Regions from separate parts of the Homo sapiens genome. Here regions 2 and 3 are each linked to region 1. Evidence: chromatin contacts called from ENCODE Hi-C or POLR2A ChIA-PET data. All regions are on one chromosome and are shown on one strand. Each heading gives the region's core, a stretch centred on a gene start or an enhancer-like site at or near the end of the contact. The rest is flanking DNA. Distances are from core to core; before and after follow the strand shown.

Region 1 (3,517 bases), core at 519-3,018:
ACCCTCTCCTTGAACTATGGGCAAGTTTCAGAACAGCTAGAAGAGACTTAACAGGACTTATAAATCTTCAACTTGAGCCTGTGCGGTACCTTCTCAGTGAGATTCAGGAGCAGTGTTTTGATGGGAAGGAGGAACAGACATGGATATTAGGTGAGCAAATCGGGACTCTGTGCTCAAGCTATAAAGTGGCTGCTCCACTTCACTTCTGCAGGAGTTCTTAGAATGAGCCTGTTCCCCTCTTCACAAATGAAGACCCTGGGGCACAGATGGGTTGGACAGCTCGATCAAGACCTTACAGATGAAAGTAAGGGATGGATCTAGGATTTGGAGCTGGGGTAGACCTCTTTCCACTATTCCACATTGGACACAGCAGATGCTTAATAAATGTTATTTGGCTTATTATCTCCTCCTCTTTATCAGAAGGCTAGAGTTACTGAAGAACCACTCACCAATGGCTTTGTGATTTAGGTGCTCCGACCTCTTCCTGATAAGAGACTCGCACAGAGCTGCCATTGCTCATACCCCTGCAGCCACAGAGCGGTGCAGAGCCAACATGCACAACGCAGCCTTGAGGGGAGGGAGGAAGTTCACCCAAAGCTGCTGATCCTAAGGCACTTATTTCATGCAGTGCACACTTCCTTCCCAGCCTCATGGGTTTCTTTCTAAAATCACAAGTAGTAGGCCACCCTGAGCCACCCTCCAGCCTAGAAGAGAAGGTTGAGGGGCTGCAGTCTTCAAGAATCTGCAGGCTTTAGATGCTCAAAGATTAGGTCCTAGGCAAGAGTAAAGTTCATAGTGGAGCTATGAAGAGGGCAAGCAAGTCTCACGAAGATCCTTGCTTTTCTGTGGCTTTAGCCTGGACAGTGCAATTGCAAAACACTGAGAAGCTGGGGAAGGCTTGGGAAAGAAAGGTGCCAAAGTGCGGGGGAGGGGAGGGGAGTAGGGTTATTTGGAGGAAAGGAAAGGCCATTAGAAACTACTTGGAAGGCGGCCGGGCACAGTGGCTCATGCCTATAATCCCAGCACTTTGGGGGGCTAAGGCAGGCAGGATCACCTGAGCTCAGGAGTTCGAGACCAGCTTGGGCAACATGGCAAAACCTCATCTCTACAAAAAATACAAAAATTAGCTGGGCATGGTGGCACACAAATGTAATCCCAGCTTCTCAGGAGGCTGAGGTAGGAGAATCATTTGAGCCCAGAAGGCAGAGGTTCCAGTGAGCTGAGATCACGCCACTGTACTCCAGCCTGGGCGACAGAGCAAGACCTTGTCTCTAAATAAATAAATAAATAAAAAGTACTTGGAAGGGGCTGACTGTGAAGCGTTAACAATCCTTTCCACTCATCACCACAATCATTTGTGCCACGGCGGTGCTTCTCCAAGCTGTCAGGTGGGCAACAGAGTAGCTTTCTCTGCTCTTGCAGGGAATTTCAGCTCAGGGTGCAGGTCCCTTCCGGTGGGGGCTACTGAGCAGGCTGCAGACAGCTGTGGCCTGTGTAGGCTGCGGGCGCTCTCCCATGCTGTCAGCTCTGCTCAGGACATGGGCTCAGTCTTGACAGGGCAGAGGCAGAGGCAGAGCAGCCTCATTGATTAAACATTCGTCTTCTGGAAACTATACCAGGGTTTGGACGGACTGTGCTTTGCAAAGAATGTTTTATGAACATCACCGTTTCGTATTCTTACTGACAGAGGCAGCTGAGCCGCAGCGGCACTCCCATTTCCTGTAACTCCGCACAGCCTCCAGCAGGCCGGGCCTGGGAATGAGCCCAGGGCGGAGCTGCCGCTTCAGAGAGCTCAGCTGGCAAGCCAGCGCCCTTGCTGGACCAAGGCATCTTGTTTTCAAGCTTCCCCTCTGGAGCCCTCACTCATCCTAATGCTTTCTGTCCACACAATACCCCCTGGCTCTAAGGAACAAGGAAATGGCAAATTAGATTTGCTTGTCTCTGTTGACCTGAAGAAAGCCTTCTCTACTGAAGACTAATTGGCAAATTCTGTTTTAGGGTTCAGCCCAAGTACTTCTGACTGACTCTCACAGACTCACAGAAAAATATGTTCGAGGGTGGAGCTGGAGGAGACAGTCAAGGTCACACAGTAGGAGCCTGAGGGCAGAGGCGGGCTCCTCTCCTTCCAACCCTCTCTGTCTCTTTCACCTTCCCTGTGGGAAGAGGTGGGCTCGCCTCAACCCTCTGTTTCTTTCAACTTTCCTCTCTGGGGAGAGGTGGGCTCTCCTCCACTCTCTGTCTTCCCCCCCCACCACCCCTCTCTTGTGCATTCTTCTACTTTGCACTACTCCATCAGCTGCTGGCCCTTTTCCTCTCCCCTGATCACCTCTCTGCCACCTAAGCCTGCAAAGAGCTCCTGCACACCCACGAGAACCTTCTCGGATAAGGTGGCTGTCGGCAGTGGTCGGTTAAGCTCCTGAGAGACTGTGTTCCCTGTTGGGGTTGATGCAGAGTTGGGTGCACCTTCGGAGACTTCCATTTGCAAACATCCCTTTGCTAACTTAAAGATAACAGCCCTAGAGGTGGCTTTACTGGGAAGCTAATGATGCTTCAGGCTCCTTTACTTACACAGCCTCTTTCCAAGGCCTCGTTCTCTGCATATTGTTTGTTTTTTCTTAAAGGAGGTCTCCCATGGCATGGTTCAGACCACTCCAAACCTGGCCCACTCCAGCACATACCTACTGGTGCTTTGCCATGCTGTACCTACGACTTGTTAAGAACTGTAGCAAACACTGTGTGGGCCTCACTGGCCAGGACCTTGTTGGAAATGCTCTTGAGTTTGTCAAGGGTGAAGCTTAAGGACTTGAAGAAGGTGTGAAATAATATTTGTGAAAGAAGAAGTTTAGCCTAAGCCATTTAATTTTTGTTTTGTTTTGTTTTTTTTGAGATGGAGTCTCACTCTGTCACCCAGGCTGGAGTGCAGTGGCACGATCTTGGCTCACTGCAGCCTCTGCCTCCTGGGTTCAAACAATTCTCCTACCTCAGCCTCCTGAGTAGCTGGGACTACAGGCACGCACCACCATGCCTGGCTAATTTTTGTATTTTTTTTTTTTTTTTTTTTAGTGGAGATGGGGGTTTTACTGTGTTGGCCAGGCTGGTCTCAAACTCCTGACCTCAAGTGATCTGCCTTCCTCGGCCTCCCAAAGTGCTGGGATTACAGGTCTGAGCCACCGTGCCTAGCCCGTAAGCCATTTAATTTAAAAAATCTATATAGAAGTCACTCAGAAATGTTTTCCAAATGACTCTTTGGAACCCTGACTTATCTGATGATAAGCACCTCTTCTACACAGATTTGTTTAAACATCTTAAAAGATGACTGTCTATCTAAGTCTAGCTATGGGTGTTTCCCCTGATAGAGGGACTGCTTTTGTAGTAATAATGAACCTACTCTCTGTGCCCTCCCCAGCTTTCCTGCTGGGATGACAGCAGGGGGCAGGGGCACTGGCATCAGGCACCTAAGTATCTAAGTCCTGCGTGTAGTTCACAGCTTTGAAAACACTTTGCCACATTCAAACTG
Region 2 (3,517 bases), core at 312-2,811, 170 kb before region 1:
GGGGAGACTGACTAACAAACTCAGGTCTCCCGCACAGCCAGCTCTACGTGAATTACTCTTACTCCATTGCAATCCCCCTGTCTTGATAAATCGATTCTGTCTAGGCAGTGGTGATGGTGAACCCATTGGGCAGTTGCATCATGAGGATTTTGATAAGAGCACTGGAGTCAACAAGATAAAAGCAAGACATGCATATATTTTTTAACTGTTAGATTATGTTACCTGTATGGTCACATTACCTGTGGCAAATCTGTTTTACATTAACATGGGCAGACTCATACAAATGTCAACCAGTAAGAGATGGCACTGTTCTCACCTTAATACTATCAAGCAACTTAATAGATACAGCAAACTTAATTTATGAATATGTTTACACTGCCTACCAACAGACTGGATATTTGAAGATATTAAGAATGTATTCTGAATTTTTAAGTATAACAGGAATTACAGTTATTTAAGTCTACAGTTTTGGAGATATATATTAAAATACTTATCATGAAACGATGTCTGGAATTTGCTTCAAAATAATGAGGAAAGGGGAAAATAGGGGAGGGGAGGCTAGAGGAAACAAAACGGGCCAGGATCACTGTGGAGGTGGGTGATGAGTACACAGGGGAGTGTCACTGTGCTGTTCTACTTTTGTCCATGTTTAAAATTTTTATAAATAAAAAGTTAAAATAGAAAATATTGAATCATGCCAAACCATTGAGATGATAGTTTAAAAGTCACAGTGTAGTAAATTCTTATCATTTTATGTTGCCTCAGCATGCACTTTGAAGATAAGTGGGACCTTGTCGTAGCAGAAGCAGGGCTCTGTCACCCTGGACATGGCAGAGGGTGCAGTTCTACACCTCCTCCCAGTTCCTCAACATGACTAATACAGATACCTGCCTTAGACAACTTCCTCCTGGCAACCACCTCCCCATGGGAAAGCTACACACAGCCTACTTCACTGGCCCCGATCCCCACACCCCACATGGGCTGTGCAGTCACAGTGTGACCTCCTGGAACCAATTAAACCTCCCTGGGGGAAACCTGTTTGGACCCCATGAAGGCCCATGGGTCTCTAGGTAGGTCTCAATCTCTCTCTCTCCCTTCACAATTCCTGACCTTCAAGCTCCCTGACCATCCTGTGTGTGACCTCCAGGATTGCTGTGTACTCCCAGGGCCTGTAGGTAATAAAATCTGTATTTCTATCTTGTGCCTCTCCTAATCATTGGGGGATGCCCTTCATCTTGAAGACCCTAAATTAAAACACACAGATGTGGAATTTTTCAGCATGACTAATATGAAATTCCAGTGATCTAATTCATATTAAAAATAATCACTTAATGGAACCATGAAAGAATAAAGATTCATTGAATCTCCAAATTCTAAGCCAAGATGATGCCATTTCTTCTTAGCCCATAACAGCATTCTGCCCCAGTTCTCAGGGTTCCAGCTGCTTTCTTCTACTGCTGCTCTCAAGACTGCTGGGGCTTCAGGAAGTTTATACCAGACACCCTGCAAACAGTGACCCTCATCGGAAGAGAAATGCAGTGAGTCGCTGATCAGAAATGGTTTCATCAGTCAGAAATCCAGCAGTCTGCAAGTACTTTGCTTATGTCTATGTGGCCACCAGTCGAGTGAACAGCATAACGGTAACAGCCAAATGGTCTGATGAGCCGTTTGTATTCACTTTCAGTATATCCAGGAAACATAATCTGAAATTTTCTATCAGACAAAATCTCGAATGCAAAATAATAGAGGTTTTTAAAAATTTCTTTACAAAGTTTTTTCTCCCAGCTGATTTGACTGGGGTATTCCTCATATAGAGAAGGATACTGTGTCAATCCTTCTGAAGCTCTCTTACTGATTGACTTAAATGGAGCACAGGATTTTCCTAGTGTGGCTTTAATAAGATACAATCAATTAAGTTTTAAGAAGGGATAAAATAAGGCTTAAATCCAGTATCAAAGCAAACTGACTGTTAACTCCTGCAGTTAGCTTTGGGTAATAAAGGCAAGCTCAACTCTTTAAAAAAGAAAGAAGAAAGAAAGAGAAAGAAAGAGAGAGAGAGAGAGAAGGGAGAAGGAAGGAAGGAAGGAAAGGAAAGAAAGGAAAGAAAAGAAAGAAAAGAAAGAAAGAAAGTATTTTTTGTAAAAGTCAGTCATTTTGGGTGTGGTGAAAACCCTCCAATGGTTTTATTGCCAAATAAATGTCAAAGCCCCCGTGGTCGCCTGGGCCTCCTCAGCCTGGGGAGCAGCCCCTCTTCCCTGAGCTCCCTCAGCTCTGGCCTCACTGTGCAAGCACCAGCCTGAGGGTCTGCTCTTTCCCGAGATCCAAAGACACCCCAAGCACCAGCCTGAGGGTCTGCTCTTTCCCGAGATCCAAAGACACCCCAAGCACCAGCCTGAGGGTCTGCTCTTTCCCGAGATCCAAAGACACCCCAAGCACCAGCCTGAGGGTCTGCTCTTTCCCGAGATCCAAAGACACCCCCACCTTCCCTCAGATCTCTACCTGAGTGTCACCTTCCCAGTGAGGCTTTCTTGTTTTTTTTCACCTGCTTTCAGAACCCTAGTGAAACCATGAAACAACCGGAGAGGATAGGAGAATCCAAACAGCTATGTATCACATTAAGACAGAAAGGTCTGAGCTTTGCAGAGATTCACGCCCCAATACTGCGCACAACCAGCAAGGTGGTTACCATGTCCTCAAGCAGCACAGCAAGGAAGTGGTGGAGAGAGTTACTAAACTGAGGGGCAGGAGGAAAGGCCTAAAGAGGAGACTGGAGGGCAAGATGGGGTCACACCTTCAAGGCCATGGCACTAGGTTACCATCCCCACCCTCAAATTATGCTTCACCCTGGGCAAGAGGCGGTGGCCTGGGAACTAAAATATTATAGGTCTGCTTCCCCAGCAGGACGGGGATGTAATTTGTTGTAAATTATTACAGAAAAGCAAAATTATAATTTTTCCCCCACTTGGACTGTGCAATGGAATTCACACCTGAATCCATTCAATTATTTGTATTTTACAGATAAGGAAAGTGAAGCAGTAAGTAACTTTTCAAAGTAATGTATTAATAACTGGACTGGGATTTGAACCCAGGCTCCTAATCTCTATGCTATATCACCATTACATGAAAATACATATGCTTCATAATCAGGTAGAACTAATTTTATTCATTCATTGCATCTCTAATAAAAGACATAATTTCTCTTTTATTCTAAATATAAAATTCAAGAGAAACAAAACACTAATAGGGGAAATAGGCTTTTATGTAACAGCTATAATGAATCACAGAGGAATGCCAATGACCTCAACATTAATTCATTACATATATACATCCCCACACACATATAACAGTAATTATACACAAGGACAATTCATTGATACCTAACACCAAAAAGGTACTATGAAGTCCAGCGTTTTTAAGTAAACCTGTATTTTATTAACCGAATCTATATACATTTTAAAGAGTTAAAGATCCCCTGACAATTCACCAGCTGGGAATCCCTTCTCTAGAATAAGCTCTG
Region 3 (3,517 bases), core at 369-2,868, 150 kb after region 1:
CCGGTGACTGACACCCTGCAGGAAGGCCCACAGAAGGTTGCCATTTCCTAGCCCTTCAAGTCTCTTGCTTTATTGCAGCGCAGACTTGACCTTCTTTCTCCTTGGATTTGTGCTTCCTTGCACAATTACTGTAGCATCTTGGGATACTGCAATGGTGAAACAGAAATAAGCAACTCTAACTTTTGTTTTCCATTTCAACCCAATATTTCAGGCTCCAGTCCCTCATGAAGACATTCATTCAACGAATAATTCACTCAACTACGTGCAGGAGACACTTTCATAGATTTACACTCTGACAGGGAAAGACTGGCCAGGTCCACAAATGACATCATGGCAGACACACAGAGCACGGGCCAGGCACTCAGGGACCCGCAACCTGTTCACGGGAATGACAATAAGGTACTCCCAGAATTCTGAGATAAAATTACCTTAGGAGAGTAAAGTTAGATAAATTAAAAACACGGTTGATTTATCACAATGCTATATACGGATGTTCACAGCATCGCTATTACACAAGCCTCAAACTGAAACAACTCAAGTATCAACGTTAGAATGTAGTAATAAGTTACATATTAATATCATGGAGGATGATACAGCAATGAAATAAACATACTATTTGCTGCATGAAACAACATAGACATAGCTTGCAAATATGTTGAGCAAAGAGAATATAGTGTGAATTTTACTATCGAGTTTATAAGCAGGCAAAATGAAACCTAGGATGCTAGAGGGCAGGGTAGCGGTTACTCTGGAGGTAGTGGTGGCTGAAAGGAGGGCACACAGGGGACTTGGGTCCTGGTAGTGTTCTATTTCACGCCTTGCCTGCTTGCTACGTTAGTCTGATAACTTTGGAAAAATGTATCGAGCTGTACCTTCACAATTTGTACATTTTCCTGAATGAATACTACACATCTATACAAATGTTTACTTAAAAAACTATCTAGATGCAGTTAGTTGGTGTTAAGAGACAGCTGTGGGGGTGAGTGCAAGAGATGGTGTGAGAATCTGTGGCTAAAGAAATGAAGGGTGGGCCGGGCGCGGTGGCTCACGTCTGTAATCCCAGCACTTTGGGAGGCCGAGGTGGGCGGATCACGAGGTCAGGAGATCGAGACCATCCAGGCTAACACGGTGAAACCCCGTCTCTACTAAAAAACACGAAAAAATTAGCCGGGCGTGGTGGCGGGAGCCTGTAATCCCAGCTACTCCGGAAGCTGAGGCAGGAGAATGGCGTGAACTCGGGAGGCGGAGCTTGCAGTGAGCGGAGATAGCGCGCCACTGCATTCCAGCCTGGGCGACAGAGCAAGACTCCGTCTCCAAAAAAAAAAAAAAAAAAAAAGAAAAAGAAAAAGAAAGAGAAATGAAGGGTGCGCCCAGTTCGTTGTGTGTGATTTCGCATCAGCCCAGAAAAGAAGGCCTAAGATGCGACTAGAATCACGTGAGCTGGAATGCAATCAGTTACACTGTGCTCTGCTGGAAAGACCATGGAAAAGATTCGGAGAGGGAAAATTTTGCAGTGTTCATTCCTCACTGTCTGGCAGAGATGCTGTAACAGGAAGGCAGGAACCTTCTGGTCACCAGCGATATGCTCAACTGTGGGATGACTCATTAGTACTCGCCGTGGCTGGCATGAGGTGTCATTCAGGGTCATCTCTCTCCCCGTGAGTGCTCAGGCCCCACTCACCAAGCAACCTTCTAGCCACAGATTCAACTTCCCCAGCCCAGGACATGCTGGAAAACTGGAAAGGAATATTCTGGCCTTTACAAAATGTTCTCACTAAATACATAGCATCCTTTTGATATCTCAGGCACCTGTAAGGCCCCGATGCAAACACTTCTGAAAGAGCTGCGATAACACTGAGTCTCCGGACCTGCCAAGTCGAGAACCAGATGTTATACTTTGGAGACTCCACCAAAGCAGATCTCCCCTGAGACCCAGGCCCCAAGCACCCCCATACTCCTGGAATGGGTTCCTTGTTGGCTTGGTTTTTGTGCCTATACCATCGGTGGCTTGGACATCACCCACTCCCCACCGCCCAGCGGGGAAGAGAGGCTGGGTCAGCCTTCCAAGGTCAAGGCCAGTGAAGCTTTCCAGCAGTCAAGAGGCTGCAGGGCTCAAACAACAACCGGAATAAGGGGTCCATCTCTTGCCTCAGGGGCCTGTTACAGTTATATGACATTTGCCATGAAACTCAATATTCACTGCCTAGCAATAAACATAGAAACTGAAGTACTAGATTGGGGATTCCAGGGACTTCTTCCAATCCAACTTCTTGGCGATATCAGAGTATTTAATCACTGCAATCTAATAGGCAGATATTTTTGTTTTATTGGCTTCTAGAGCAGAACCTTCCATCCCAACCCTGGCAGCCACCTGGGGACATCCAAGTTTTGCTCTTTGCACAGCCGACTGTGTGTGAGCACAGGTGAAAGTGACCATGGGCATAGAAAGAAAGAAAATTCAATGTTCCTGAAGAGTAGATGGATCCTGAGAGGGGAGTGACGGTACAGTGTGGGCCGCATGGCCGTGAGCTGGCTTGTCGGTTGTTTACACGTAACTCTGCCTTGTCCCCCCAAAAAATTGAGAGCCCTGGAACCCATTTATACCCACGTGCCTTCAATATGGTATATCCCAACTGTTTTTCTTTTAATCTCTGAACCTACATTTTTCATGCTTGCTAATGAAACTCAACTCATTTTGTTTCTAGAGACAGAGCCAAATCTGGTGAAGCAAACTCATTCAGGAAGACTGGCAGGAGGGACCAGCCAGCCTCCGAGAGAAAGGATGTGGATGGCGTGTCACAGTGGGAAGAGCCTGGGACCAGGGTCTGAAGGCCACTGACAAGGGGACCCTGAGCAATTCACTGTTCGCTGAGCCAAGGTTTGCTCATCCATAAAATGAGGGACTGGAAACAGCTGATTTCTAAGTTCCTTTCAGGTTTCATGATGGCTGGGTAAGGAGCCTCATCTTCAGAGTCCGGAAGGCCTGGCTTCTGATCTCTGACCTCATCACTAGCTGTGTGACTCAGGCAAACTTACCTAACCTCTCTGAACCTTTTTATTAAAAAATAAAAGCGGTGACAATCATATCATAATCAACACATAATAACAGAATATAATATATAAATAGTACAATCACATAACAATAATAATGCGGACTGGATGAAGTAAATGTACATATGGTATTTAGTGATGTGCCTGGTGTAGTGTAAATCCTAAATACCGAACAGCAAAAACAGCCATGAGTCTGTGTTTTCCAAGGCTTATGTCAATGTTGACAGAGTCCCAGATGGAGCTCGGGGTGCAATCAGGTAAAAAGTAACAAAGCACTAACAGCTTAGGGAATGGTGTGAAATGTTCAGAAATGAATGTTTAGAATGAAACTGACTTACTATCAGCTCCGACCCTGGGCCCTGCCTGTCCTGACAGGTGTGGACGCCACCACCACACTCACAGCTGTGAAACATCTTTCCTACAGCCATATAAGTGGCAACTCTTGAGAGTTTAGTGTGCTTTTAAG

What was found. Hi-C counts contacts between places; a loop is a spot of excess contacts on that map. ChIA-PET counts read pairs that join two places held with the same protein, here RNA polymerase II (POLR2A). Pooled maps may share reads with other maps.
Region 2: a loop to region 1 is called in a map of sciatic nerve, with 2.6 times the contacts of the local background. The contact joins two enhancer-like sites. A Hi-C loop is called at or near these places in 2 of 168 maps with a recorded cell type or tissue (Calu3 and sciatic nerve) and 1 of 50 pooled maps. POLR2A ChIA-PET finds 5 or more read pairs at or near these places in 3 of 52 experiments (GM10248, activated B cell and activated naive CD4-positive, alpha-beta T cell).
Region 3: a map of K562 shows a loop between it and region 1 (3-fold over the local background). The contact joins two enhancer-like sites. A Hi-C loop is called at or near these places in 2 of 168 maps with a recorded cell type or tissue (K562 and OCI-LY7), 1 of 37 single-sample maps with no recorded cell type and 5 of 50 pooled maps. POLR2A ChIA-PET finds 5 or more read pairs at or near these places in 1 of 52 experiments (K562).

What each region holds. Positions count from the first base shown.
Region 1 is chr6:157,668,067-157,671,583 of GRCh38, reverse strand. All of the region lies in intron 8 of ZDHHC14 (zDHHC palmitoyltransferase 14), which reads right to left. Among named protein-coding and RNA genes, the nearest start is that of MIR3692, 140 kb to the right of the region's middle. RefSeq lists enhancers at 1,004-1,609, 1,610-2,217. Within about 2 kb of position 1,768, at least 22 of the 41 ENCODE cell types and tissues checked have a DNase peak (open chromatin) inside an H3K27ac peak, as active enhancers do.
Region 2 is chr6:157,839,020-157,842,536 of GRCh38, reverse strand. The region is part of intron 1 of SNX9 (sorting nexin 9); the gene reads right to left. Among named protein-coding and RNA genes, the nearest start is that of SNX9, 18 kb to the right of the region's middle. RefSeq lists a silencer at 1-260 and an enhancer at 778-927. Within about 2 kb of position 1,561, at least 6 of the 41 ENCODE cell types and tissues checked have a DNase peak (open chromatin) inside an H3K27ac peak, as active enhancers do.
Region 3 is chr6:157,513,277-157,516,793 of GRCh38, reverse strand. The region is part of intron 1 of ZDHHC14 (zDHHC palmitoyltransferase 14); the gene reads right to left. Among named protein-coding and RNA genes, the nearest start is that of MIR3692, 14 kb to the left of the region's middle. Within about 2 kb of position 1,618, at least 4 of the 41 ENCODE cell types and tissues checked have a DNase peak (open chromatin) inside an H3K27ac peak, as active enhancers do.